Linked DNA regions of Homo sapiens: region 1 is linked to region 2. Evidence: read pairs that join two places in POLR2A ChIA-PET (ENCODE). Cell type or tissue: GM12878. All regions are shown on one strand. Each heading gives the region's core, and the rest is flanking DNA. Links, peaks and the distances in the headings are about the cores only. Region 1 overlaps TIGAR (TP53 induced glycolysis regulatory phosphatase). Region 2 has its middle 130 kb from the start of CCND2.

Region 1 (14,796 bases), core at 286-2,785, 180 kb after region 2:
TTGGATCATGTGAGCCTGGGAAGTGAGGGCTGTAGTGAGCTGTGATTGGGCCACTGCACCCCAGCCTAAGCGACACAGTGGGACCCTGTCTCAAAAAGAAAAAAAAGAAAACTCAGAAGTTGTAGAATATTTGGGGTAAGGCAACCCCTAAAAAGTAAGATGATTCCTATTTAGATTCCTAATAGACAATAGTCATATAAATATGGATTTTATTCCCTTTCTGCTGCTTAAAAAGGGTTTGATTCCGGAGGCCCTCATAGGAATCATTTAAAAAATAAGTCTTAATAAATGATTATTTGCCAGGCACTGTTGTAATTAAAATCTGACAGTTTAGTGAGTTAAGGACTGATATCCTCATTTTTCACATGAGGCAGCTGAGACAGAGACGCCTTGTAACTTGCTTAAAGTCACATGGCAAGTTGAGGAAGTAGGAGTTTAACCAAAGCAACTTTACCACTCACCGTCTTTTGTTTCCTACTTAATTTGTTAAAACCCGGTATTTGTAGATTACTTGAACATCACCAGCCATTTTTGAGGCTACTTTTTAGTCTCTTAATATAATTGTGTGGAGTTATGACAATAGTTTATTTTGTTCTGTTTTATGTGTAGGAAGATGGAGTGAGAGGGCTGGTTCAATGCTTTCCGGTCTGGATCCTCCTGCTTCTTGCCTTCAGAGTTCTCAAAACCAAAACCTGGTGATTCTTTCAGGAAAAGAAGTGATTTTTAAATTTGACTCATTATCACCATAGTTAAATGTAATGACTTTTTGAAGAGTTAGATAATTTTATTGGACTTACCTCTTCAGATAATGCAAAAAAATCTTTAAAGCAATTTAAGTTCAACAGAACCTGTTAGGAATCTTGTGCTGTTCCTGTATGTGGTTTATCTTTCTTCATACTTTGAAATGAAAGTACCAGTGTGTATCATTTCTGGAACAGACTGCCCAAGATTCCAGAATTCAAGTCTATCATCATTGTCAGACTATAACTTCTCATGAGCTTATGGCACAGCATTGTTGAAAACTCCAACACGTGTAGGTTGGCATTACCATCACCTATCCAGCACTACTGAAGGGTCTGGTTCCTTGGAATGTTGTAGGTGTTTGCAGTGAGTCCCCGGCAAAACCATCCATTTAACTTCCTTTTTTTTTTTTTTTTTGGAAATATGTGTGCCTTTATTAGCTGAGCCACTACTTGAGGGGGATGAAGCGGGAGGAGTGGGTGGCCCCGATGCCGGGCCGGCAGTGCTTCACCAGCTTATAGGTGATGGAGAACTCGCCCAGGTAGTGACTGATCATCTCCGGCTTGATCTCCACCTGGTTGAAGGTCTTGCCGTTGTAGACGCCCACCATGCTGCCCACCATCTTGGGCAGGATGATCATGTCCCGCAGGTGCGTCTTCACCACTTCCGGCTTCTCCATGGGCGGTGCCTCCTTCTTGGCCTTGCGCAGGCGCTTCAGCAGCGAGTTCTGTTTCCGCCGCAGGCCCGGGTTCACTTGCGGCCGCTGGCACGCACTGTACAGCTGCGTCAGCTGCTCGCAGGACACGTCCCGTCCCGCAGCTGGTCCAAGTCTGTGCCGCGGTAGGTGAGTTTGCGGAAGGTCCGCTTCTTCTGCTCTACCTCGGCCATCTTGTCGGATCCTCAGAAAAGTTCACTTCCATTTTTAGGCAGCTCGTAAAGCTTTAAAATTTTTTGGCAAACTAAATTTAATATACTTTTAATGATTTAAAAATGAATTAGTAAAGTTTTTTTGTTTTTGCTTTTTTTTTTTTTTGACGAAACGGAGTTTCACTCTTGTCACCCAGGTTGGAGTGCAATGGCATGATCTCCGCTCGCCACAACCTCCGCCTCCCGGGTTCAAGCGATTCTCCTGCTTCAGCCTCCGGAGTAGCTGGGATTACAGGCATGTGCCACCATGCCTGGCTACTTTTGTACTTTTAGTAGAGATGGGGTTTCTCCATTTTGGTCAGGCTGGTCTCGAACTCCCGACCTCTGGTGATCCGCCTGCCTCGGCCTCCCAAAGTGTTGGGATTACAGGCGTGAGCCACCCCACCTGGCCGAATTAGTAAAGTTACTGATAGCAAAACTGATTTTTCTTACTGTACTTTTATTGGCAGTTACTTTTTGTGTAATGCTAATAATTGTTCTGTATATTAATAAAGCAAGCAAAATACTATTAGCTCATCTGTAATTTAGTATTTTTATAAAGCTAATACTTTTATAAAATTTTAATGCTCTATAAAAGTATAAAGATACCTTGTACAGATACTTTATAAAGATCAAAGACAGCCGAAAGTCCTGCAATCCCAGCACTTTGGGAGGCCGAGGCGGGTGGATCACCTGAGGCCGGGAGTTCAAGACCAGCCTGGTCAACATGGTGAAACCCCGTCTCTACTAAAAATACAAAAAATTAGCTGGGCGTAGTGGCACTCGCCTGTAATCCCAGCTACTCGGGAGGCTGAGGCAGGAGAATCTCTTGAACCCGGGAGGTAGAGGTTGCAGTGAGCCCAGATTGCGCCGTTGCACTCCAGCCTGGGCAACAAGAGTAAAACTCGTCTCAAAAAAAAAAAAAAAAAAGAAAGACCACCAAAAGTCTTGTGTTACTAGCTCTTGAAATCTTCTATATTTGCAAATGAATGTATTAGTGTAAAGGAATTAGGACTAAGCTGTATTCGTGATATCAGGTGAGGGTTTACATTTTCATTTACACTAAAGAACAGCTTTCCCATGATTTGTTCCTCCTTTGTAGCACGCTGAGTATTGTGTGTTGAATTTGAATTCCTTAAATGGAATTAAGGGAAATTGAGGTTTCTGTATGATTTTTGAAGAAATGCTGCAGCGTATAAATCCAGGCTAACAAGATATAATGTCTTTTAAGAACTGTGAGATAACCTACAAAATGAATGATGTATATTTGTAGGGCCTATAAATGGCTGATCCTAAGACTTAACATCTTGGCAGAAGCACTCGGATTCCTGCAGAGTCAGGTTTCTGTTTTGGAAATGGACCACACTGCAGATTTTGAAAATGAGTGGTGTTATTCCTGACTCCTTCAAAATATATCCCTCTGACCTTTCAGCTCCGTTCACCTTCTCTGCTGCTATCACAAGTCAGACTTGGTTAAGGGAAATAGATTAATAGTAAAACTGTTTTAGCCATCAAGTTTCCTTTCCCATTCCCCAAACGTACTAATTAAACAGTTACTTCAAGGATTTATATAAACCTCTTAATAAAGCTGATAAAAGCTGTACAACTAAATATTTATGAAAGCTTTTGGAAAAAAATCTATTTTTGGATTCCTACTCTTTAATATTTATAAAGTGATTTGAACGCAAAAATGCCAAATAGAACTAAACTGAATGCTGTGATTGTTAATAATACTATTGAGTCTACAGCAGCCTCTGTTGATATATGGCTAAATGAGTCCTTCATTATATCACAGTGGTTATGCTGCTTTCACTGAAAATCGTTAGATGGTGGGGCAGTACTTTTATGAAACTATCAAATTTCTGGGATTCCATTTTTTATAAAATGACATTTTGACAGTGTAAACCTTTATTTTAATTTGAATCTTTCATTATCTACTTTGATTAAATAAAAATGCTGAGTTACTCTTCAGCAAGTATACAAAAAGTAATCATCTCTGCCAAATTTCTGTGATTTGTAAATTCTGAGTTTTTTTGGTGGCTCTTGCATGATTTCTTGGTTGGCAAATTATTAAATTTCTTCTCACCCCTCATTTCAAAATGAGGGTGCTTCTTTGGCTTTGGCTGGAAATTGTGTTAGCAACCTATAAAAAGAAAAACTTTAGACAAATTAGACTTAGTTTATTTGAGCAAAGAAATGAATCATAAATCAGGCAGCACCTGAACCAGTAAAGCTTCAGAGTGCTCACCCAGTGACATAGGCAGGCAGTATTTATAGACAGAGAAAGGAAGTGACATGGCCAGGCGCAGTAGCTCGCACCTATAATCCCAGCACTTTGGGAGGCCGAGGCAGGAGGATCACCTTAGGTCAGGAGTTAGAGACCAGCCTGGCCAACATGGTGAAACCATGTCTCTACTAAACATACAAAAATTAGCTGAGCGTGGTGGCGCTTGCCTGTAATCCCAGCTATTTGAGAGGCTGAAGCAGGAGAATCGCTTGAATCCTGGAGTTGGAGATTGCAGTGAGCCGAGATCACACCACTGCACTCCAGCCTGGGCTGCAGAGTGAGACCCCATCTCAGAAAAAAAAAAAAAAAAAGAAAGAAAGGATGTGACATATAGAGATAGCCTGATTGGATACAGCTCTGCTTTGCCTTATTAGGACATGTCTGAGCAGTTTGCAGCCCATAATTGGCTGAAAGCTCAGCTGCCATGCATGGTTGGCTGAGACTTGGTTTTTATTACAGGAATATACTCTCAAATTATGTTGTAGTTTGTGTGCATATTAAGTTAGGTGACAGCTCCCTAGGCATGGAGGCAGTTTTAGGCCAGGTTTAAATTAAGGGCTACAAGCCACTGTCTAGCGAGGATGTTACTTGTTTTGTTTTGTTTTTGAGGGCGCAATCTCGGCTCACTGCAGCCTCCGCCTCCTGGGTTCAAGCGATTCTTCTGCCTCAGCCTCCCGAGTCGCTGGGACTACAGGCACACACCACCACGCCCAGCTAATTTTTGTATTTTTGGTAGAGACGGGGTTTCACCATATTGGCCAGGCTGGTCTCAAACTCCTGACCTCATGATCCGCCTGCTTCGGCCTCCCAAAGTGCTGGGATTACAGGCATGAGCCACCGCGCCCAGCCGAGGATGTTACTTATATTGAAATAACAGATATTTTATTCTTGGTCTCAGCAAGATTTTGAGGCTGAGACAGGAAGTGAATCCAATACATGGTAACTATTTTCTAGATTAAAAATGACAGGTTCCCCATGTTTGCCCTGAATGCTTCTGCTTTATCCATCTGAATGGTAGAGGCTAATATCCTCTTTCATGCCCATTTTATAAGATTCTGAATGAATTTTGGAGTGTAGGAAATCTTTTTTTTTGAGATGAGGTCTTGCTTTTGTCGCCCAGGCTGGAGTGCAATGGCATGATCTTGGCTCACTGCAACCTCCACCTCCTGGGTTCAAGTCATTCTCCTGCCTCAGCCTCCCGAATAGCTGGGATTACAGGTGCCTGCCACCACGCCTGGCTAATTTTTGTATTTTTAGTAGACACAGGATTCTACCATGTTGGCCAGGATGGTCTCGGACTCCTGACCTCAGGTGATCTGCCCTCCTTGGCCTCCCAAAGTGCTGGGATTACAGGCATGAGCCACTGCATGTGGCCTAGGTAATCTTTTATTAATATTAACAACAATGATAATGGCAAATCAGTGCTGTTGGTTTTTTACCAAGGTATAAATAGTTCCATGTATTTTTTTTTTTTTTTGGAGACAGAGTCTTGCTCTGTTGCCCAGGCTGAAGTGCAGTGGCATGATCTTGGCTCACTGCAACCTCCACCTCCCAGGTTCAAGCGATTCTTCTGCCTCAGCCTCCCGAGTAGCTGGGACTACAGGCACTCACCACCATGCCTGGCTGATTTTTGTATTTTTATCAGAGACGGAGTTTCACCTTGTTGGCCAGGCTGGTCCCGAACTCCTGACCTCGTGATCTGCCCACCTCGGCCTCCCAAAGTGCTGGGATTACAGGCGTGAGCCACCGTGCCTGGCCAGTTCTGTGTAATTTTATTTCTTTATCATACGTTTATTTTTTAAGCTAATACATCTACATATTTAGAAATCAAAACAATTCTCCGTAGTCTTCCTATTCTTCCCCCAACCAATAGGTGGCCACATTTATTAGTTTCATGTTTATCCTTCCATTGTTTCTTTGTGCAGATCCAGATGTTTATTTCCCTCCTTTCTAAAAGGGTAGCTTTCTTTTTATATTACTCTATACCCTGCTTTTTCTACTTAATCATATATCTTGGTGAGCATTCCATATCTTTACATATAATCTCTCTCTTTAAAGGACACATTTACATAGGATTCCATTAGGTAGATATGTCACTGTTTATTTGTTAATATAAATAATGGTTATTCTGGCCATAGTTAAGGAATGAGTTATGGACATTTGGGTTGTTTATAATCTGTTGCTATTAGAAATAATACTGTAGCTAATGATCTTTTTTTTTTTTTTTTTTTTTTTTTTGTGAGACAGGGTCTTGCTCTCTCACCCATACTGGAGTGCAGTGGTGTGATTGCAGCTCACTGCAACCTCTGCCTCCCGGGTTTAAACAATTCTTGTGCCTCAGTCTCCCGAGTAGCTGGGATTACAGACGCCCGCCACCACGCATGGCTAAATTTTGTATTTTTAGTAGAGATGGGGTTTCATCATCTTGGCCATGCTGGGCTTGAACTCCTGACATCGTGATCTACCCACCTCGGACTCCCAATGTGCTGGAATTACGGGCATGAGCCACCACGTCTGGCCACAAATAATCTTTTAAATATGAGTGAATTCAGTTATTCCCAGTAATTGGGTTATTGGATAAAAGGGTAAACAGATTTGTCATTTTGATAGGTATTTCCAGATGACCCTCCCTAGGTAAAAGCACATTCACTGAAGTTCTGTCATTTCCCAGCATTTTCTCCAGGCCCTGGGCATGTTGAGGGTATGCAATCCCTGCTTGTGCCTTTAAGGAACTGGAGCCAGGATAGACACAGAGCTAAAAAGTCAATTAGCACACAGATGAAAACTTATGTTGGTAGTGCCAGGGGACCATGGGAGTATAGAGTGTGGGTATTAAATAGAGTAGGTAGATGGGGAATGGTACTGGGGAGGGAGACTACCTAAAAGAACCAGTCTTGTGTTGGGTCTTAAAGAACATTCATATTGGCCAAATCCAGCAATCTGTATCTTGGCAGAGGTTGGCATACAGCTGTTTTTGTAAACAAGCGGCAAGATTCCAGGATGAGGCCTGAGTTTGTGATTCTGACTTCCAGGTCTGGTAGATTTTTTTTTCTAGATCTGAGTAAATCAGTCCTATGTGACATTTTAATTATTATAAACTAGTGCTTCACTTAAAAACAATGGAGCGATCATTTTCCATCGAAATCAAGGAAATGCAAATTAAAATTAAAGTGAGATGAATTGTTCAGGTACCAGATTGGTACAAATTGAAGAAACCTTCCATCACTGAATCTTGTTGAGGGTGGTACACCACACTACAGGGTGGTGTAACCTGCTATGACACTGGCATTACCTAATAAAGCTGGTATTTGCATACCTTATGGCCCAGCAATTCTAGTGGTAGGTTGGGTCAGCAAACATTTAATTAGTGCTCAAAGAAATTTCAGCTGAATTCTCTTTGATTCTACTTTTCATGTATTTGAAAGTTGCATTATTGTTAACCTATCCTGCTGTCTGTCCAGTCTTGCCCATGCACTTCCCGCCCTTTTCCCCCTCCAGCCTCAGTAACCCCAGTTATTTTCTGACAAAGTTTCCAGTTCTTTTACCCTTCCGGTTGGTTCAGATTGCTTTGATTTGTTTTGGTATTTTAGTTTTTAAAAGTGTAGTACTCAAACCTCAGTTCAGTGTGCAGTTAGTTGGTCTGCGAGATAGCTGTCAGTACTACAAAAAATAACTGCTGAAGACCTAGGAACTAAGAGAAGGCAGGGGGTTCTGAAGGTTTGTGCACGTCTCTCCCATTCCATTCAGATTCTCTTTCACTTGCTCATTCAGTCCAGCAATGAATAGACTGACTCTCACGTTTTTGTTCCTGCTGCCAGTAAGAGTAGTTTTGATCAATATATTTCTTTTAACAAAATTATTTGGCTGAAATGTTATTTGCATTATATTTTTTAGTAGGATTTTCCACCTGCAATTCACTTAAGATTGGTTCCTGATCTACACGTTTTAGTTTGGAGTAGTTTGAAATTCTTAGCTCTTCATTAAAGAAGACAATTGCAAATATTAGTTTAGAATAAATTGTTTTTACAGGTTGGATTATGAAGTGTGTTACAAGTTTCACATGATATTTTTAGAGTATCACCACACTTGATTGCTCATTTTTTTCCTCCTCTCAAAAACAGTATAATTTGGCTAATAAGGTTGTCCTTCTCTTTCTATTTTAGTGGAGAAACAAGATTTAACAAGGAGAAAATAATCCAAGGTTGGTATAATCCGATTGTTATTTTAGCTCTCACCCTTGTGTTAATAAGATGTGTGAGTTAAGCAGATTTGGTGGGGTGGGGTAGACTGGGGGCAGCACTCCATTGTGAATTGGGATTACAGAATCAAAGCATCATAACCACAGAAATATGATCAGGGCTGTTAGTAACCAGGAGGAATAAATCTCTCAAGTGAACTGGGTGTGAAGTACAGGTCTCCAAGTTATTCTTTATGTATGGCTTCAAAGTGGCTCTGTCAGCTGATTAATTATATTGGGTCTGGGTGTCTTAAAATATAAATGTCTGGATTTGAAATTATTTTATATTTGGAAACATGAAGTTTACTGACTGGTGTTAATGGTATTTTTTTCTGCTAAGATGGTTATTTTAATTTTAGTAGTAATAAAGGTTTAAAAAAAGAACTATTTTCACATGTGGTCGTTACTTTATTCTGAAGAGATTCTTTCTCCCTTTTTCTGTTAATTTGGACTCAGATCTTTTATTTGCCCTGTGATCCAGCTAGTCTGGCTTTTTAAGAATATCTTGAACTTTTGGCTAGACATGCTATTTCTGTGCTGTGATTATAAAAGCATTTAGTTTTATTTTTTTGGTTAGGGACTTCCGGGGTTTACAAAAACTGATTTTCATATTCCGTGTGCCTGACTCCCTTTTATGGACAATAACTGGTCTGATTCTCAAAGGAACCTTTGTTTTCAGACGAAATATGCCCCACCCAGGTTATCCTCTGGACTGAAGCCTCTTACCACCTGGCCTTTGGTATTGCTCATTTCTCTTTTTCCTAAGACATTGACAATGGAACGTCAAGAAAGTTTTTGTGTTCTTTTCCTGACCTTGTCAGTTGGATGCTTTAGTTCTTTAAGTTACAGCCTTTTGTGTATAAGCATTCAAGGCTCATGTATTTCTTTTTTTTTTTTTTTTTTTTTTGAGTCAGGGTCTCACTGTGCCGCCCAACCTGGAGTGCAGTGGTGCGAACTCGGCTCACTGCAACCTCCGCCTCCCAGGTTCAAGCGATTTCTCATGTCTCAGCCTCCTGAGTAGCTGGGATTACAGGCACGTGCCCCCATGCCCAGCTAATTTTTGTATTTTTGGTAGAGGTGGTGTTTTGCCATGTTGGCCAGGCTGGTCTTGAACTCCTGACCTCAGTTGATATGCCTGCCTTAGCATCCCAAAGTGCTGGAATTACAGGCCTGAGCCGCCGCACGCGGCCTCAAGGCTTATATATTCCTAAGTACTGTTTTTGTTTGCATGCCCGTAGTTTTGACACGTGGTAATGTGGTAAGCATTCAGCACCAAGTATTTTCAATTCCCATTGAGTGACTTCCATTATAAATGCTTTTGTGTTCTGTCAGTATGGTTTATTTGATGATACTTCTTTGAAATGTGTTAATTATGGTCAGTTTTTATAATTCTTCCATTGTATGCTTCAGAAAAATGTATAATCCGTCATTGTTGGGACTGGAATTATATATAAAATAATCAGCCTTCTTGATTTTGTTTTTCAAATCTTACACACTTTATTAGCTTTATAAATGCACTAGTTTGCCTGCATGTCCTAAATATCAATTTATGAGTGCAGTATTTTTAATTTCCTGCTGCAGTGGCCAGTTTGCCCTTTAATACTTGGAATTCTATCCATTTTTGGTTTCTATGTTCTGCTTTTGTATCGACTGAGGTTACTTTATTAGGCTTATACAAGTTTAAATGATTACATCTTCTGAGTAAATTGGATCACTGATTTTCTTATAGTGGTCCCCAAATCCTTAGTGAGACTTTTGTCATAAAGTCTTATTTTTCTGACAGTAATATAGCTACTTGAGCTGTTTTGGGGATGGAATTTCACTGGTATGTATTTTTCCATCTCATTCCTTTCACTCTTTGTGTATACTCATGTTTAAGTGTTATCTCATAAATAGTATGTAGCTAAATTTTGGCTCTTTTGAAAATATATATAAGTTGTCTTTTTTTTTTTTTGAGACAGAGTCTTGCTCTGTCACCCAGGGTGGAGTGCAATGGCGCGATCTCAGCTCACTGCAACCTCTGCCTCCCGGGTTCAAGCAATTCTCCTGCCCGAGACTCCCGAGTAGCTGGGATTACAGGTTCCCGGCACCACACCTGGCTCATTTTTTAAATTTTTATTTATTTATTTATTTTGAGACGGAGTCTCACTCTGTTGCCCAGGCTGGAGTGCAATGGCGTGATCTCGGCTCCTGCAACCTCCACCTCCCGGGTTCAAGCGATTCTCCTGTCTCAGCCTCCTGAGTAGCTGGGATTACAGGTGCACACTACCAGGCTCGGCTAGTTTTTGTATTTTTAGTAGAGACGGGGTTTTACCACATTGGTCAGGCTGGTCTCGAACTAACCTGGTGATCCACCCACCTCGGCCTCCCAAAGTGCTGGGATTGCAGGCGTTAGCCACCGCGCCTGGCCTAATTTTTGTATTTTTAGTAGAGACGGGGTTTCACCATGTTGGCCAGGCAGGTCTCAAACTCCTGACCTCAGGTGACCCATCTGCCTTGGCCTCCCAAAGTGTTGGGATTACAGGCGTGAGCCACCACGCTTGGCCTAGAATCTGTCTTTTAACTGGCAGTAGTGACTGTTTGCCTTTATTCTGGTCACTGATGTGTTTCGATTTTTTTTCTTTGTTTTTTTTTTCCCCTTCTTTTTATAGTCTTTCTTTTTTTAATCTTACCTGCTTTTACTTCTTAAGTTCTTGGTTTTTTTCCTGTTCCACACTTTCTTACTTTCCCCACTACCTTTCAAATGATGTACCATTTCCATTCTTTTCAAGGTTATCTTAAAATTCTTACCCTCATACCTGTCTTAGCCAAGGCTGCTGTAACAGAGTATCATGGACCCAGTGGCTTAAACAATACACAGTTCTAGAGACTGTGAATTCCAAGATCAGGGTGCCAGCAGATCCAGTGTCTGTGGAGGACCTGATTCCTGGTTTGCGGACTGCTGTCTTCTGGTTAATATCCTCACATGGCAGAGAGATAGATTGAGAACACTTATAAGGACACTAATCCTGTTCATGAGGGCTCCACCCTAGGATCTAATCACCTCCCAAAGGCCTGCCTCCTAATACGATCACATTGAGGGTTAGGATGTCAACATTTGAATTTTGGGGGGACACATTTACTCTGACAATACCTAATAAAGTATAATATTAATATCCCCTCTTCCAAAAAATACAAAGAACTTGTCTAGTCGCTTAGTCCTGTCTTTTTTTAATTGCTTGAGGTAGACATTATTATCTTCATTTGTTTAGATGGCATTTAAATTTATGAATATATTTGCAAGTTTCTCTGCTCCTCATTTGTTTTCGTCTCAGACCATTCCTGAAGTACGTTCTTTGAAAAGTCCTCTAGTGTGTGTAGAGCAGCTGGTGGTAAACATAGTGGCTTCAGTCGGTACACACTTGTAACTGATGATTCTCTCAGCACTTGGAAGATAGCATTCTGCAGTTTTGGTTCCATTTTTCCTGTTAAGAGATTTCTATCAGCTAAATGGTGTTCCATGGTAGGAAATATGTCTTTCTCTGTAACTTCCTTTAAACTCTTCAATTTTGATATTCTTTAGTTTCTCATAATATATCTAGGAGGAATTTTTTTTTTAATGTATCCTGCTTGATGTACATGTGTTTTCTTATTCTGTGAAATTCTTAGCTATTTTCTTTTCATATTCCTCTCCTTCATTTTTTCTGTTCTTTTATTTTTTTGAGACGGAGTTTCACTCTTGTTGCCCAGGCTGGAGTGCAGTGGTGTGATCTTGACTCACTGCAACCTCCGCCTCCTGGGCTCAAGTGATTCTCCTGCCTCAGCCTTCCAAGTAGCTGGGATTACAGGCGTGCTCCACCATGCCCAGCTAATTTTGTATTTTTAGTAGAGACAGGATTTCGCCATGTTGGCCAGTCTGACTTTGAACTCCTGACCTCGAGTGATCCACCCCCTTCAGCCTCCCAAAGTGCTGGGATTGCAGGCGTGAGCCACCATGCCCGGCCATTTTTTTTTTTTTATTCCTTTAGAGTTCCAATTAGATGCATGTTATAGACTGAATGTTTTTCTTCCCAAAAGTTACATGTTGAAATCATAACTCCCAATATGATGACATTAGGAGGTGGGGTCTTTGGGTGGTTATTAGGTCACAAGGGTGCAGCCCTCATGAATGGAATTTATTCAAGAGACACCAGAGAGCTCTTTCCTCTTTGTGCCATGGGAGCACTGAAGGAGAAGTCAGTAGCGTGTAATGTGGAGAGGCCCTCACCAGAACCCAACCATGATGGTACCCTCATCTCAAACTTCCAGCCTCCAGAACTGTGAGAAATAAATATCTGTTGTTAACAAGTCACCCAGTCTGTAGTACTTTGTTACAGCAACTAAGACAAGGCATCGTTAGGAGTTCTCATTCTTTCCTTTAGAACTCTAATATATCTGAGCTATGCTCTATCTCCTTGTATCTGTGCCGTGTACTGGGTAATATCTTCTGCTCTGTCTTTGAGTTCATTAAACCTCCTTTCATCTGAATCTCTGTTTATCCATTGAGGGGCCCTCCAGCCCCCAGCAATCCTGATTTTTATTATTAAAAGATCTATTTGGTTATTTTAGAAAATTGTCTACTTATTTTTGATGCTTACTGTTACTTGCTTATTTTTGTGACTCTGTCTTTATGTTTTATTCATAGTTATTGTAAATTCCCTATTTGCTGATTTCAATGTCTGAAGTCTTGATGGGTGGCTTTGGTTTATGGTAGATTATTTTCTTGTGTGTTGAATCTTTGGCTAAACAATTATTTGTTCTAAATTAGTGGAAAACCTGTTAGCCTCTTTTGAGAATGCTTTGCTCTGAAAAGGATTTGCATTTTATTTTACCACAGGCCTGAGGCTGCATTAAGTCTCCTTACAGGAGCCCTCGCTCCCAAGAATGTTGTGTTTAGTCCTCCCGCTTGCCGTCCCCTCCAGCAGGCCTCCTCTCCCAGCCCCACCAGCGTGTCCTCATAGTCCACCACCTTCATTTTTTTCATGTCGGTATTCACAGTTCAGCTCAGGGCTTTGGGGTTGCTTTACTTTGTCCCTTGGAGATTTTTTGTATGTTCTGTGGGCCCAGCAATGCAGCACACACACACACACACACACACACACACACACACACACACACACACACTCACACACATACACCATTTAGATCTTTAGTAGGAGGTCCCTTCAGAGTGTCCAGCCAACCGTTATCCTGGAAATAGAGGTTTCAAAGCATTTTTAAAATGAAAAAGACAAAGAAATGGAGGGAGGAAGGAAAGAGGAAAAGTAATACCATTATAATACTGAGCATTTGGATGATGGGAATAAAGAAGGAAAAAACTTTTAGATGATGGTCCTACCGCCCCAACACAGTACCTGTAAGATCAGAGCCAATTAATGAAGAGAGGGGCAAACATAAAAGAGGGAAAAGCTAAGACATTTCTATCTCATCATCACCTAATTCCCATTAGGCAAGCATTCTTTTGGAAAATAATTGAATACCTGAGCCTTTAAAGACTTAAAACTTATTTTTACTTGCTAATAACTCCCTGAAAAGTTACGTGGAAGAGTACTTAAAAAATCTTTCATTAAAATTTAGATAAATGCAGCTTATATTTTCTACATGTGATTTATACATCTCTGATATGTAGTTTTGAATGTTATTGTTCCTCTTCTTAATATATCACAGGACAAGGAGTAGATGAACCTCTTTCAGAAACTGGATTTAAACAAGCAGCAGCTGCTGGTATATTTCTGAATAATGTGAAGTTTACTCATGCTTTCTCCAGTGATCTCATGAGGACAAAGCAGGTACATTTATTTATTTATTTATTTTGAGACAGAGCGTCACTCTATGCCCAGGCTGGAGTGCAGTGGTGCAGTCTCTGTTCACTGCAACCTCCATCTCCCGGGTTCAAGTGATTCTGATGCCTCAGCCTCCCAATAGCTGGGATTACAGGTGTGTGCCACCACACCTAGCTAATTTTTGTATTTTTAGTAGAGATGGGGTTTTGCCATGTTGCTGGTCTCAAACCCCTAACCTCAGGTGATCCACTTGCCTCAGCCTCCCAAAGTGCTGGGATTACAGGCGTGAGCCACCACGCCCAGCAACAGGTGAGTTTAGAGTCAAGGTCTAGGCTGATGTGCCAAAAGTCTCAACAATTGTATAATCTTGAAAAATCTGCTACCAGAGTCTGTAGGGAATTAAATCCCAAACAGACATGACCTTCCTCAACAGAACTTATTTATTTTAATTTTATTTTGTACTTTTTAAAAAAAATAATTTTTAAATTAGAGTAGCCTAGAAAAAAAAGTCCAGCAAGAATATAAATAAGCTATTATGAGAGAGAGCAGGGAAAATGACAGGAGAAATTAATCCACTGTGACATCAGGTATTAGGATTACCAGATAGAGTAAGAAACCACTATGTCACTGTAAAGAAATAAAAGACTTGTTAGAAATATCTTCAGGGAACAGATTACTATAAAAATGAAAAACCAGTTGGGCATGGTGGCTCATGCCTGTGATCCCTGCACTTTGGGAGGCCGAGGCAGGTGGATCACTTGAGGTCAGGAGTTCAAGACCAGCCTGGCCAACATGGTGAAACCCTATCTCCACTACAAATACAA
Region 2 (15,951 bases), core at 7,846-10,345:
CCTCCTCCTACTTGGGTTTCCTGATCTGACCAGTAGAGCCAATGTCTCGTCTCCTACCCTGTGCCTGGGATCAGCTGGAGTACTGCCCTCTCTGAGGCATCTGCTAGCATATAAGAAGGAATCTTTCATCTGGATGTTTTTTAGGGACCATCCTACAAGCTGGCTTTCTAAGGATCTTCCAGCTCTTAGATCCCCTAACTCATACATAAAAACGAATATGTATTTTCTTATCCTTCTGGAAGGAGTCTCAGTGCCCACAGCCCATCACACATATGCACACACACACAGCCTACTGAACACACTGCACATCCTCCCCAGAATGTTGCCAGAGATTTTATCTCATTCACCTGTGATGTGCCCAGCACCTACTATGGAGCTTGGCATATAAAAAGTAGGTGCATAAATAGTATAAGCTAGGCTGAGCATGGGGGCTCATGCCTGTAGTCCTAGAACTTTAGGAGGTCAAGGCGGGAGGATTGCTTGAGCCCAGGGGTTCAAGACCAACCTGGGCAAGATGGTGAGACCCTGTCGCTACAAAAAGAAAAAAAAATTTTTTAATTAGCTAGGCATGATGGCACATGCCTGTGGCCCCAGCTACTTGGAGGCTGAGCTGGGAGGATCTTCTGAGCTGAAGAAGTCAAGGAGGCAGTGAGCTATGATGGTACCACTGCACTACAGCTTGGGCCACAAAGGGAGACCCTGTCTATAAGAATAAATAAGTAACTTTTAAAAGGATGAACTAAATTGAATGCACAGTGCCTGTGGGTTGCTGTAACACTTTCTTTCTCTCTTTACCCAATGAACCCCCTCGCAGAGACTGTCTAGAGTCCCCCAAAGAGCTGGGTTTTGAGGGGTTGAGGTCCTACTGTAAGAGTCAACTGTGCTAAGCACAGTTCACTGTAACTTCCTCCCCACCCTCAACCCTGCCCCCACCCCTTGATCTCCTATAGGCCCATGATGAAACCCCTACCCTAAAATCTGTTTCCTTAAGTTGATGCTGGTGGATCTGGCAGCATCACTCTCCCCTTTCTCCTGTTCTCCCACTTTTCTCGTCTTCATCCTTTCCTTTCCACACTGTTTTCCTTTCCTCTCTCCTTTCACTCTGTTCCTTGTCCTCTCCTCGCTTCTCTCTTCTCTTTCTCCCCCTCTCTCTCCAACTAGAGGGGAAAAAGAAAAGTGTCAGTTTTGCTCCAGCCAAGCAGCTGGGCCCTCAGCCAGTGCCTTCCCTCCAGCTGCCTGATGTAGGATGATCTAAATAAGAAATGTGGGGGTGGGGGTAGTGTCTTCCAGGGACTCCCTTCACTAGCCTCCTGGGTTAAAAAGCACACTGGGGAATCTCTGCCTTTGGCTGGGGCAGCGCCTCTGGCCAGTTTGGGCAACACCCTCCGCCATCATGACTACCGTCTCTGCTGCCCTGAAGGGGACGCATGTTTCCAGGTGACAGGTTTGGAGGCTGCCTTAACTCTTTTTTAGGGAGAACGGGTTCTGCTCCAGGTCCCTAAAATGGTTTGGTTGCCGCAAAAGCCCCAGGCATGGCTGGGAAAGTCCAGATGTGTGTTAGAGGTGAAGTAGAGAGAAGACAAGGGCTTACTTTCTGCATCTACCCAAAACTCCTCAGGGGAGACCCCAGAAAAGAAAGAGCTCAGGGGCCTGTGGGTGGGTGGGAGTGAATGCTAAAGAGGAGACCTGGAGGCCCAGGGAAAAGGTCATGACCCACTAAATACACAGGCAAAAGGGGCCCCACAGCCTGGGTCCCCAGGTGAAAGAGCAGGAAACGGGAATGTCTCCCGGGTCTTGACATGTGGTTGTAATGATCACAGACCCCTTAGGCTCAAAGGGACCTCAGAGGTCATCTCCATCCTCCTGCTTCCTGGTGGGGCTGGATGTAAATTAGTCAAGATGTGCAGGCAGCTCTGTTCTTAAAGGTCCCTGGAGAAGGAAAACCGGGCTCCTTTTCACTGCATATTAGGCTCAGGATCCTGGTGTTGACTTTTTCCAGATCATCCAGAAAGGTCACAGTTTACAAAGGCTACATCCGAAATTGCCCTGTGACTTGGCTGGCTGTCTGGACTCCTGGGCCTTCGGTCAATAGTGCATTGTCATCACAAGTTTCCCACGCAAGAGTTCTTGCTGTCCAGCTCAATTCCTCTGGCTGCTGTTGAGGGTCTGTGCTCATCTCCATGACATATGCAAAGTGCTTAGAATGGTGCTTGGCACATAGTGAGCACTACGTAAGTGTTAGATATTATCATAATTGCTGCTATGGTTGCAGCTTTCAGTGGAGATGGAAATCAGTTACTCATCAGTGTCCTTCTTGAGAGTACCCATTGCCTATAATGCTGTCCTAAAGGCAGAGAGGGGATTTGAGAATCATACATAGCTAAGGTGTCTCCCCTGACCTACCTCCCCAGCCAGGTTATGCCCCCTTTATCCTGTGTGTTCCCAGAACCACATTAGCTGACCTTTTTGAAGGGGCAGTAGTATGGTATAGTCATGGCTAGGGGCTCTGAATAGGGAAGACATAAAATGTATTATCCAATCCAGGATGCTTTTGCAAGTGGGGAAAATGGCTACTGTTAATGAGGTATGCCAACAGGCATAAACCAGAATTTTCCCAGGCAAAGTGGGACACCCATCACCCTAGCTCTGGGTTTGAATCAAGTCTCTACGATTGGTTCTTTGGCAGATCCTGAGCAGTGTAGTTTGTGTCTTGAGCTCAGGTTTTTCTTTTCCTTTTGAGATGGGGTCTCACTCTGTCACCCAGGCTGTAGTACAGTGATGTGATCACAGCTCACTGCAGCCTCAACCTCCCTGGGCTCAGGTGATCCTCCCACCTCAGCCTCCTAAGTAGCTGGAACTATGGGCCCACATCACCACACTGGGCTAATTTTTTTGTATTTTCTAGAGACGAGGTTTTGCCATGCTGCTCAGGTTGGTCTCAAACTCCTGGGCTCAAGCAATCCTCCTGCCTCAGCCTCCCAAAGTGCTGGGATGAAGGTGGGAGCACCTGCTCCACCATTGAGCTCAGGTTGCTTATTAGTATAACATACCAAGGTAAAATTTCTACCCCCTAGGACAGAGGATCTCAGCCTTTGAAGTACGTGAGAGTTTATCAAAAAGCAAGATGCTCAACTCCACTCCTGGAAACTGGTCCAATGGGTCAGGGGGTGACCTAGGAGTCTGCATTTGGACAATCACCTCAAGGGATTCTGGGAGGGGATCTGCAGGTCAACATTTCAGAAACATTGCCTTTGGGTCACAGTAAAGACCATGAAAATAACTTGAGGGGACACCTGGAAGAGCGCGGACCACATTTCTGGAGTAGAGAGGTGCAATGTCTTGCCCATATTCACCCGAATCTAGCAGTAGAGCTGATCCCAGCCCAGGTGTGACAATTTGCAGATATGCGGATGACGGACAGCTCCCAGGTCCAGGCCAGGCACTGCAGAACGTTCTATTCCTGCTGCTCACCTTCCCCCGCCCGCCCGCAAGCTCCACCTGGAGGACCTGGGTGGGGTGGAGCACAGGTTTGCTGAGAAATCTGGCTGAGAGATCTGACCGTTAAATGGGTTTCATCCTGAAATGACTTTGAGTGAAAACTGAAAGTAAAACTTGAAACCACCCACTTCCCGCTGCTTCCTTCCCTCGAGCGCTGAGTGCAGCTAAGCCACTCCTGTCTTGTAGGGCTTGCTCCTGCCTCGCCCTTCCCAGACCAAGCCCTGAACCCCACTGACGGTCGTGCCTGAGCCCCACCCTTGGCACCACCTCAAGGACTCTGTTCCTCCCCTCCCACTGCCCAGGCGGAAGTCAAAACCGTGCGTACTGCAGAGGAGGCACATCCTTCGAGAACAGCGAACACCCCAGCCTTCTTATCAACCCTGACTCCTATTCATATCCTCACCCTATTTATTAAATAAGAACCAGTTCTTTCATTTAAAAAATGGATCAAAGACGGCTGGGCGCAGCGTCTCACATCTGTAATCTCAGCACTTTGGGAGGCCAAGGCGGGAGGATCACCTGAGGTCAGGAGTTCGAGACCAGCCTGGCCAACGTGGTGAAACCCCGTCTCTACTAAAAATACAAAAAATTAGTCAGGCGTGGTGGCAGGCACCTGTAATCCCAGCTATTCGGGAGGCTGAGGCAGGAGAATTGCTTGAACTGGCAGGTGGAGGTTGCAGTGAACCGAGATAGCGCCATTGCACTCCAGCCCGGGTGACAGAGCAAGACTCCATCTCAAATAATAATAATAAAATAAAATAAATAAAAAGTTATCAAAGACATGTGTAATGACCACAGCCTCCGAGCTGCATATTAAGCATAATGCAATACTGAGTGGGCATCATTTAAGTCAAAAACACAAAATCATAACATTTAAAATACACATTTTACTGTGAAAGCAAGGTACATGCTCACAGCAAAAACTCAAACAGCACAGAAATGGAAGACATAGTTTCAAGAATCTCATCCTCCAAAAGCCGCCTCTTTTAATAGTTCAGCATTTTTTAAAATCCTATATTGTAGTGAGTCTGTGCAGCAGAATTCCTATTGAATGCACACTGTTACCTGAAGCTCTGAGAGGTTAAGTTAACTTGCCCAACATCACTAGGCTAGGACGTGGTAGTGCCACTTGGTGATATCGTGAGACAGAGAGAAAAACAAAAAAACAAAAAAAACGACCTGCTACTAGGGAAAGAGACAGGTGGGATACAACACACTGAGAAGTGGGGGCATTGCCCAGTCTGTTCACACTTGCCTAGGAGACAGGAATGACCTCGGCAGATGCACACATTAGCCAGGAGCCCAGCCTAATGCGTGGAATTAAATATTGAAAGCTGAAATGCAGTTTAGGGATCATGGAGTGGCACCTCTTAATTTTATAGAAAGGAAAACTGAGACCCAGAAAACCAGTGCCAAATAGGCCAGTGATCTTCAAACACTTCCCAAGAAATATGCCAGCCCGGGCAGCTTCAAGGCATCCCTTTCCTGACTTCAGCTTCCACAGTGCTCATTTCTGTCTAGATCTGCCTACTGTCCCGCCTCACAATTGTTCTCCTCTCACTTTACAGAAAAAAATGCACCTCTCACCCATCCTGCATCTTACTACATCCCGGGTATAAATGGTCTGGGGCCTCAAACAAGGGAACAAACAAAACCTTGGCATCAGTAAAGAGCAGCCTTCTTTACTTAAGGCTCTTCTTGCCTTACACATATTTATTCTAAGGTCGAAGCTCCATGGTGGAAATGGGAGTGTTTTGTCTGCCATGGGATACACTGAATTCAGATACAGTGTAGAGCAGGGGCAAGAATGCTGATAATTTCTATTTAACCACCTTACTTCTTCTTTCCTCCTGCAAAAGTCAAAAGAGACCTTGCCTCAAGGAGAGACCTGTGAGAGCACAGCAAGCGGCTATCAGTGTGAACTATCAGGTTGTCACCTGATTTCTTCCAGGAGATAAGCACAGGGCAAGTCCATGCCTTTCCTATCAATCTATCTGAAAATCAGAATTCAGAAAAGAGACGGTTATCCCTAAGGCATATGTGAATTCTTCTTGGCCTGGCTCATGCTCCATCATTTCTCCATGATTTCAGCTCCTAGCCCACTGTCACTCTCTCCAGTCCTATCTTTTGTCTTGGAGATTTTAAAATACAGTAAGCACGCTTCTTGGGACACCTCTTTTCCCCTGCCACACTGTATCCACCTCCCCCATGGTCCACACACTAGACCTTGTTATTATCAATAATTTCAATCCCACTGTAACCTCAATTTCCGGCTCTTTTTTTTTTTTTAGACGGAGTTTTGCTCTGTCGCCAGGCTGGAGTGCAGTGGTGCGATCTCAGCTCACTGCAACCCCTGCCTCCTGGGTTCAAGCTATTCTCCTGCCTCAGCCTCCTGAGCAGCTGGGATTATAGGCGCCCGCCACCATGCCCAGCTAATTTTTTTGCATTTTTAGTAGAGACAGGGTTTCACCATGTTGGTCAGGCTCGTCTCGAACTCCTGACCTCGTGATCCACTAGCCTCCCAAAGTACTGGGATTACAGGCGTGAGCCACCTCACCTGGCCAGGCATGCCACTCTTTAATCCCACCTCCTGCCTTTCCAGCTGACCCCTCTAGAACCTCAATTCCACTCAGCCTTGGACCCCACCAGATCCTGCCATCCATTGATATTATCTCTTCTTCACTGGCCTCACTCCCTCTCCCCTTCTTACTACCCACCTTCAATTTCATGGCCAGTCATTGTGATCACCCCCTTGCACACCTCCTCAATTCCTTACCTTTTCTTGCTTTACCACAGCAAGATATGAGCTGAGGAGCATAAGGCAGCTGGCAGAGGTATCAAGACCACCATAATGTGTGAGCATTCCTGGGTGCTCCTTGGAAACGCTGGGGGTCCCTAGAGCTACAGGGGATAGGGAATGCCAGTTGATGTTACTAGGACACGAAAACAAAGCATGCTCCCTGAAGGCTGAAGAAATGGGGGAGTCTTGGGTTACATGAGGATTTATGAGGACCCTAAACTATCCCTGGAGGAGACCCAGCAACTGTGCTTAGTGGTTCCCCTGAAGTTAGTACTTTGCAGTTCAGCCTGCCTAGAAACCCACCACCATCGCTCATCCTTTCTCGGGGCACAGCTCCAAGCGATAGTGACTCACTTCTCAGTGTACATCTTGTACTCACACTTTCCAAGAGAAAGTGTCCGATGGAGTCACCGTGTCACTGTCTCATGGGGAAGACCCCTATGGAACAGAGTGTTTTGCCAAGCCACCTCGAAGGAGTCAGACTACTTTCTGGCTTGGGTGCCAATCCCTTGGTCAGCTTTCTGCAACCTGAGTGGCAGAACTCATAGCACAGGACATGACCACTGGCTGTGGAAGGTGCTGCCTGTGACAAGTGAGTTGTGGTCCTCAGAGCATCCTAGATCACACTGGCTCACGCTCAATTCTGAGAACCAGCTCTTAGTTTCATCTTTCATTAATCCAGGAACTCTGTACATTCACCTTCAAGGGGAATTTCGCTGGCAGTCCCCAGGCTCAGAGGCTGACTCGTGATGTCTCGATCAGACACAAAAAAAGGTACCTGTTCCACTCGCCTCCCCACACAGTGATTTCATGTGCAAAACCTGTGAGGAGAGTGTGATGGGAAACTTCATGTTCTGTTTCCAGTTCTGAGCTTTATTGTGAAGAAAGCAGATGGATGTGGGTTCAAATTCTGGTTTTATCTCGTCAGCTGTCAGACCCTGCGCAGTTTACTTAGGCTATCTGAACCTCCATCTCCTCATCTGTATGGGGAGAATGATGTTTACCTTTCTGAATCTTAGGGAGGTTTCAATGACTTGTATTTAGCACCCTGCCTGGCAAGTTAATACCAACACTTGTCTGTTGACCCCAACTCCCTCTGCATATGCGTATGCAGAGACACAAACGAATCCACAGAAAAGATTCTGTTGCTATTTGCCGAAGCTAAAAACCTTGAGAACCTCTATTGCTACTTGTCCTAGAGAGAAGCTCTGGGTTCAAGTGTCAGCCTTGTACTAAGCAGTGCTGACCCTTGATGGTATCACTCTCATTCTCCAGCCCTCCATGTTCCTCTCTGTAATATTGGACATGGAGTAACATTGAAGGGGAAGTTCCATATTTTTGCAGCCTAGCATCCCAGGATTCAAAGAATCTGATTAATCCAACACGCCTCTTTTAAAGTTGAGAAAACTGGTTATGTAACACCCAGAGTGGAAATAGGAAGTGAGAGGGGCAGCATGTAGGAAATGCAAATGATGATAGTGGACCGGGAGTAAGGGAGAGTGCCCCTGAATGGGGTTCAAGGAATGAAGCACTGACTGCTTCTCTACCCCTGCAGGGGGGCTGCTGTCTGTCAGCCTTCCTCAGTCCCATGCCTGCCACAAGCACCTGCCCATGCGAGAGGTTCCAGGCGTCTCTGCCAACCTGACCCCACAGCCAGTGCAGAATGGCCTTCACGCCAGGGAAGCATGACCACAAAGAGGTCAAGTCAGAAAATTATAAGACCCGAATTCTAGACACGTTCTGCCATCATAGGTGTGACCCTAAACAGGTCAGCTCCAGTTTCCTCATTTGCAAAACAAGGATGGCAAAGCATCCACTGCCCCGCACCAGGCTGTTGTGCAGAGGAAGTGGGCTAAGAAGGAAGATATCTCCTTGTAAACTTCCATGCCCTACACAAAGGTTATTGTTCCTTGCTGACATTGTCTTCCCAATTTGTTTCTGAGCTTCTTCAAGACAGGGAGCTGAAATCTTATATGTCTCATAACTAATTAGCTTCTACTCAGCGAATCTTTATTAAGCTCCAGGCATTGTGCTCAGCTTTTTATATATTATTTTCTCATTTAATTTTCACTTACAACATTATGGGACGATTATCTTCATTTTCTAGATGAGGAACTAAAATCAGAACTTCTATCACTGGCCCAAACACGAGTAGTTAGTAAATGGCTGAGCCAGGGCTTTTTGTAACTTGATTTTCATAATTTTATTGGTTCAAAATTCATGTACAAAAGTTTATACAATGAAAAACCTCTCTCCCATCCCTTTCCCCCAGCACGGCCACCTTACCTCAAGGCTACCAGGATACATCAGACGTATCACTCCAAAAATTATTCTTTACATATACATTCTTTCTTTTTCTTTTTGTACAGAAGGGGTCTCACTCTGTCATGATCATAGCTCACTGCAGCCTCAAGCTCCTGGACTCAAGCAATCCTCCCACCTCAGCCTCCCAAGCTGCTGGGACTAAGGCACACACCACCTTGCCCAGATCTGCATATACATACTAATATGTATAAATATTTTTTGTATACCCTTTTACCCCAAATGGTAACATATTATTGTTTTGCACTTTGCTTTTATACTTCATAAATCATTTGAAGTCTGTTTCCCTCTCTTTCTCTACATGTGCAAGACTTTGAAACTGGATTTTTAAAGTCCTGTGCTTTTATCAGAGCCCATCGCTGGATGACAGCCTTTAGTTAAGGTGGGTGAAGCTGGGGCCAGGGGATGTTAATGCTAGAAGAAGACTTAGAGATCATGGGATCAGCCTCTTCCACTGCAGGTGAACACACGGATGCCTACAGAAGGGAGGTGATCTCATTAAACTACTGCTGCCAGCACTACCCCCAAGAATAGTTGGGTGAGCCCACAGACGGTGGCAGATCTTGGCAGCCAGCCCAGAGTGCCTCAGCCCAGTGCCCTGGGCCACAGCCTATTAGGGAGAACCCCAGGCCTGGCTTCAGTTCCTCTTAACAGAGAGAAATCTGGGTGTGTGCCCTTGGCCCATAGAGACCAAGTTCATGTTGAGAGGCACCTGAGCCTCGGCTCCAGCTTCTCCCCTGGCCTCCCATTTGTGAAGGTAAAGTTCCCATAAAGCCAGTCCAGGGAGAGCAAAAGAGAGCCTCAGAGAACTGGGGGCTAGTGAGCGAGACTCCGCAGTAGACCCAGGGGTCCACTCCCTTCTCTGGGTCTTGATCCTCCAAATTTCCCCCATTTACATGGTAAAAAATTCATAGTTATACTTGAAAGGAGCTTCCATAGCATGAAATTCAAAGAAGATTTAAAGTAACCTTTCTTTCTGAAATAGAACTACATTTAGAGAGAACATCCTATATAGATTTAACCTTGAGGCTGGAAGATTGAAGGACAGGATTTCCCCTTGGGAAGCCCTGAAGGAGTTCAGGATCTGAGGGATAGATGAGACACCATTTTTCCAGGATGGTTTAGGGACCATTTTGCTTGAAGATCAGAGATGGCCCGAAACTCAGTGGTTTCGAGACTTTTGCCATTTGGTAGATCAGCAAAACTCGACACACACAACAAATTTAAGGACCAACAAAAGGCTGGCAACTTTGTATTTTGCCAAATAAGGATCTATGTATGGAGAGAGAGAGATAAAGAAATACTATTTGCTTTCACTGTTGTTTCACAAAGAAAGACGTTTTATTTATGTATGTATATATTTATTTATTTATTATTTTATTTTTTATTTTTGAGACGGAGTCTCGCTGTTGCCCAGGCTGGAGTGCAGTGGCACGGTCTCGGCTCACTGCAGGCTCCGCCCCCCTGGGGTTCACGCCATTCTCCTGTCTCAGCCTCCGGAGTAGCTGGGACTACAGGCGCCCGCCACCACGCCCGGCTAATTTTTTGTATTTTTAGTAGAGACGGAGTTTCACCGTGTTAGCCAGGATGGTCTCGATCTCCTGAACTCGTGATCCGCCCGCCTTGGCCTCCCAAAGTGCTGGGATTACAGGCGTGAGCCACCGCGCCTGGCCGTATATATTTATTTTTAACTTCTTTTTTAGGTTTGGGGGTACATGTGAAGGTCTGTTATATAGGTAAACTCATGTCACAGGGGTTTGTTGTAGAAATTATTTTATCACCCAGATATTAAACCTAGTATCCAATAATTATTTTTTCTGCTCCTCTCCCTTCTCCCACCCTCCACCCTCAAGTAGACCCCAGCATCTATGTCCTTCTTTGTATTCATGAGTTCTCATCATTTAGCTTCCACTTACAAGTGAGAACATGCGGTATTTGGTTTTCTGTTCCTGCATTAGTTTGCTAAGGATAATGGCCTCCAGCTCCTCCGTGTTCTTGCAAAGGACATGATCTCATTCTTTTTTATGGCTGCATAGTATTGCATGATGTATATGTACCACATTTTCTTTATTCAATCTGTCATTGACGGGCATTTAGGTTGATTCCATGTCTTTGCTATGGTGAATAGTGCTGCAGTGAACATACACATGCATGTGTCTTTATGGTGGAATGGTTTATATTCCTCTGGGCATATACCCAGTAATGAGATTACTGGGTCATTTGGTAGTTCTGTTTTTAGCTCTTCGAGGAACCTCCACAGTGCTTTTCACAATGGTTGAACTAATTTACAGTCCCACCAACAGTGTATAAGTGTTTCCTTTTCTCCACAACCTCACCAGCACCTGTTATTTTTTGACTTTTTTTTTTTTTAAACAGAGTTTCACTCTTGTTGCCCAGGCTGGAGAGCAATGGCGCGATCTCGGCTCACTACAACCTCCGCCTCCCGGGTTCAAACGATTCTCCTGCCTCAGCCTCCAAGTAGCTGGGATTACAGACATGTGCCACCACACCTGGCTAATCTTGTATTTTTAGTAGAGACAGGGTTTCTCCATGTTGGTAAGGCTGGTCTCGAACTCCCGACCTCAAGGGATCCACCCGCCTTGGCCTCCCAAAGTGCTGGGATGACAGGCATGAGCCACCGCGCCTGGCCTGACTTTTTAGTAATGGCCATTCTGACTGGTGTGAGATGGTATCTCATTGTGGTTTTTGATTTGCATTTCTCTAATGATCAGTGATGTTGAGATTTTTTTTCATATGTTTGTTGGCTGCATGTATGTCTTCTTTTGAAAAATGTCTGTTCATGTCCTTTGCCCATTTTTTGATGGGGTTGTTTTTCTCTTGTAAATTTGTTTAAGTTCTTATGGATGCTGGATATTAGACAAAAGGACATTTTCATAACAAAAAGCAAACTATAATCTCAGAATAAAGATATCCTTCAACAAACGTTTTCCACCCACATGCATAGTCTTTATTTTTTCTCAGACCAGCAAATATGTCATTGAGAGCCTTCAGCGATCTACCATGGCCTCTCATTTAGGAGTGACTGAACTTGAAGATGTCAAGTAGGCACTCTTAACCAATTGTCTATTTTCTTAAATTATTCTTACTCTTGGCTGGGCGCAATGGCTCACACCTGTAATCCCAGCATTTTGGGAGTCTGAGGCAGCTGGATCACCTGAGGTCAGGAGTTCAAGACCAGCCTGACCAACATGGTGAAACCCCGTCTCTACTAAAAATACAAAAAATTAGCTGGGCATGGTGGCGCACACCTATAATCCCAGCTACTCAGGAGGCTGAGGCAGGAGAATCACTTGAACCCGGGAGGCGGAGGTTGCAGTGAGCAGAGATCGTGCTACTGCACTCCAGCCTGGGCAACAAGAGTGAAACTCCATCCCAAAAAAAAGAAAATTATTCTTAGTCTTTCCCTCCTTTCCTCTTTCTTTCTTTCCTTTCTTCCTTCTCTTCTTCCTTCCTTCCTCCCTCCTTCCCTCTTTTCTTTCTCTTTCTCCTTTTTCCTTCCTTTCCTCTTTTCCTATACAAATATTTACTGAGCATATACTATGTTCTAGTCTACCATCTATTCTTCTACAACACATGTTCCTATAAGAACTCATCCACAGCTAATAAATAGGGAAATTAAGTGCTTATAAAGTGAAAGTTGGGTGGGTTCATATGGATTTTTTCCTAGCAAGAAGAGCTAAAGTAGCAGGAGTAGAATTCTAACCTTCAACAAGAAAGGGAAAAGCCCTCAACTTGGCTTTTGCTTAGGTAAGAGCCCTTTCAGCTCTATTTTAAGAAAATTGCAAATGCATGCCTGCACCTGGGTTTGCTTCCCAGAAAGGCTCATCCTAGGAAGCAGGTTGCACTTCCTCCTATGCCCACCTGGCCCAGAGTCCACTTCCATCTGCACCATCTCAGCACCTGCAACCAGCAGTACCACTCTATAGTTTTGTGCAAGTTTTAATATCCCCAGAGGCAACTTTCCAAAGTAGAATTGTTGCCTGGGCTGTCTAGGTTTTCTCTGAAGGCACCAATTACTGTTTTTATTAGTGCTCTATTACCGAGTTGCATAGATTTCTCAGGCCTGCCCAATCCTATTATTTTTAGCCTGTTATTTTTAGTGTGCAGTTTTACAGAATACAAAGTTTTTCAGGAATGTATGTATTATGTTACAGCACCTAACCTGTACTAAACCAATAGTGCTTATCTTTAACTGAACTAGAGTGTAATCACACCCACAGGATACTAAGCCATAGTTGAAAACAAAAACATAGAGCTACGTGGAAAAATCCCCACTGCAGAGTTAAGTGAACAAAAGCAAGCTGAAGCACAATACATACAGTATGATCTTATTCATGCAGTGAAGGGAAATAACCTTTGTAACAATGCTTTTCATTCTCTATGCATAAAGACACTGTATTCCATATGTCAGTAAATTAAAGGGAAACCTGGTAACAGCTTCGAGTTTAGTGAGAGAGGGGAGAAGGATCCCAGCAACATTGCCCTTAAATCCAGGTCAATGATGTCCTACTCTGGTCCCCTCTGGATCCTTCCCTTGGGACAAAAAGTTCTGCATTTAGTGGCACTTCCCTTTCCAGATCACAGTCCCTGGAAACTGGGACGCCAGAATTCTCTTGCGAGAGACTCCCGAGCCTGCTACATTTCTGGATCCATTTTCCTGACAATTGTTGCCTTTGTGCGCACCCTTAGGTCCAGGGAAGGGGCAGCGGGAAGAGAAGATGGGAAAGCAAGAGACCTCCACTGGTCCTGTTTTACAGGCAGGCCTGGTTACCAGGAGATAGAGTAGGTGCTGTCTGATCCTGCAGGAGGTTTTTTTTGTTTGTTTGTTTTTAGACAGGGTATTCCTCTGTCACCCAGACCGGAGTGCAGTGGCGCGATCTGAGCTCACTGCAACCTCCACCTACCGGGTTCAAGTGATTCTCCTGCCTCAGCCTCCCGAGTAGCTGGGATTAGAGGTGCCTGCCATCATGCCCGGCTAATTTTTGTACTTTTAGTAGAGACAGGGTTTCACCATGTTGGCCAGGCTGGTCTTGGACTCCTCACCTCAGGTGATGCACCCGCCTCAGCCTCCTAAAGTGCTGGGATTACAGGTGTGAGCCACTGCGCCCGGCCTGGTCCTATGGGACTTTATGTGTAAGGTCCAAGTTTTACAGGGAGAATCAGTTTTACGTTGTTTAGATACTTAACAATTAATTAAAACATAACAAAAAATTGCGATACTTTCTACTCATCTGGAAACTGGAACTAACAGGGTCTTTCATGATAATTCTTGATTATGGTTCCTGAGTTCGATGGGGAAAGAAATGGGGAAAATTAAGACATAGAGGGTGACAGGTGTCAGTGACTTCCTACTTTTAAAGAAAGCAGGCTTACTGTGATGGCTGCAGAGGGCTATGGGGTGAGAGTGGAATTCCCCAGAAGCAAAAGCCATAGCAATTAGTAGAATTTCCACCCCACTTCCACCCACTGTCTCACGTCCAGCCCATGGCCTGGCCCCAAGAAGCACCCAGGAAACAGTCCTGAGCAGGCCTTGTATCACACACTTCAGGGCAGTTGGTCAAATCTGTCATCAGAGGCGCCACAGACCAGGGGATTTCCTGTGGGTGGAGTCCTCAGCAAGGTCTTGGCACTATTCTGGGGTGTTCCCCAGCTCCCCCACACTGATTCCAGGAAGCCTGCCTGGGATTATCAGAACTTTGCTATCTTGTCCTCAGCTGCTTTCAACAAAACTGGGTGGGGGCTGGGGATAGGCCACCTGGTGAATGAGCCAAAGGAGAACAGAACCAGGAAGCAGCAGGCCAGCCATCTAGGTGTGTCTACTTATGAGCTTGGGCAAGCCATTTAACTCTGCGCCCCGCCGGTCCCCCTGCTACCTATAAAATTGGGATAATATTCCATCTCAGGGCAACTTCAGAAGGCTGTTGTGAAAATTAAATGAGATAAACAATCGATCTGATTTTTAAAAAAGACCAAAGACTTTGCATAGGCTGGGTGTGGTGATTCACCTGTAGTCCCAGCGCTTTGGGAGGCTGAGGCGGGAGGGTTGCTTGAGCCCAGGAGTTTGAGACCAGCCTGGGCAACATAGCAAGACACCGCCTCTAAAAAAAAAAAAAAAAAGACTGAATATATCTCACCAAAGAAGATACACAGATGGCAAATAAGCACATGAAAAGATGTTCAACATCATATGTCATCAGGGAAATGCAAATTAATACAATGATAAGACACCATTACACGCTATTAGAATGGCCAGCTCCAGAACATAGAAAACACCAAATGCTGGACAGAATGTGAAGCAACAGGAACTTTCATTCATTGCTAGCAGGGATGCAAAATGGTACAGTCACTTTGGAAGACAAGTTTGGCAGTTTTTCACAAAACTAAATGCACTTTTACCACACAAGCCAACAACTGATTGAACTCCTTGGTATTTATGTCCACACAAAAACCTGCACACAGATATTTATAGCAGCTTGTTGTTTTGTTTTCTTTTGTTTTGTTTTGAGATGGAGTCTTGCTCTATCGCCCAGGCTGGAGAGCAACGGCACGACCTTGGCTCACTACAACCTCTGCTTCCTGGGTTCAAGCGATTCTCCTGCCTCAGCTGCCCGAGTAGCTGGGATTACAGGTGCCCACCACCATGCCCGGCTAGTTTTTGCATTTTTAGCAGGGGTTTCGCCATGTTGGCCAGGCTGGTCTTGAACTCTTGACCTCAGGTGATGCACCTGCCTCGGCCTCCCAGAGTGCTGGGATTACAGGTGAGGGCCACCGTGCCCAGCCAGCAGCTTTATTCTTAATTGCCAAACCTTGGAAATAACCAAGATATCCTTCAGCAGGTGAATGGAGCAACCAACAATGGTGCATCCACATAATGGAGTATTATTCAACTCTGAAAAGAAATGAGCTGTCAAACCACGAAAAGACAGGAAGGAACCTCAAATGCATGCTGTGAAATGAAAGAAGCTAATCTGAAAGTTTACATACTGTATGGTTCCAGCTGTAGGACATTCAGGAAAAGGCAAAACTACAGTTAAAAGATTTTCTGGGGATTTGTGGGGAGGGGTGAGAGATGAATAGAGGGCATAGGGGATTTTGAAGGCAGTGAAACTATGCCGTTAGATACTGTAATGGTGTATATGTCACCATACATTTGTCAAAAATCATAAAATGAACAACAGGAGTGAACCCTGATGTAAACCACCGATTTTAGTTAACAATAATGCAGCAATATTAGCTCATCAATTATAAGAAATGTGCCAAACCAGTGCAAGATGTTAATAATAGGGGAAATTGGGAGGGATGGCATATGG

Evidence for each region. Peaks named below come from ENCODE experiments on the same cell type or tissue, not always from the same donor. Only the 100,000 strongest peaks of a DNase experiment are listed, where the experiment ranks them.
Region 1: POLR2A ChIA-PET joins it to region 2 with 5 read pairs; 4 of 35 experiments call an interaction of 5 or more read pairs at or near these places.

Annotation. Positions count from the first base shown.
Region 1 is chr12:4,323,183-4,337,978 of GRCh38, forward strand. TIGAR (TP53 induced glycolysis regulatory phosphatase) reads left to right here. Exons shown (of 6, transcript NM_020375.3): 2 at 8,098-8,135; 3 at 13,857-13,978. It also overlaps the pseudogene RPS15P7. Among named protein-coding and RNA genes, the nearest start is that of TIGAR, 9.4 kb to the left of the region's middle. In GM12878, for the core only: no CTCF peak of the experiment used is centred there; no DNase peak of the experiment used is centred there; H3K4me3 peaks cover 958 bases; H3K27ac peaks cover 356 bases.
Region 2 is chr12:4,139,427-4,155,377 of GRCh38, forward strand. No RefSeq gene overlaps it. Among named protein-coding and RNA genes, the nearest start is that of CCND2, 130 kb to the right of the region's middle. RefSeq lists enhancers at 6,919-7,018, 7,434-7,934, 14,117-14,486 and a cis regulatory region at 13,996-14,589. In GM12878, for the core only: no CTCF peak of the experiment used is centred there; a DNase peak (open chromatin) is centred at 9,205; H3K27ac peaks cover 2,039 bases.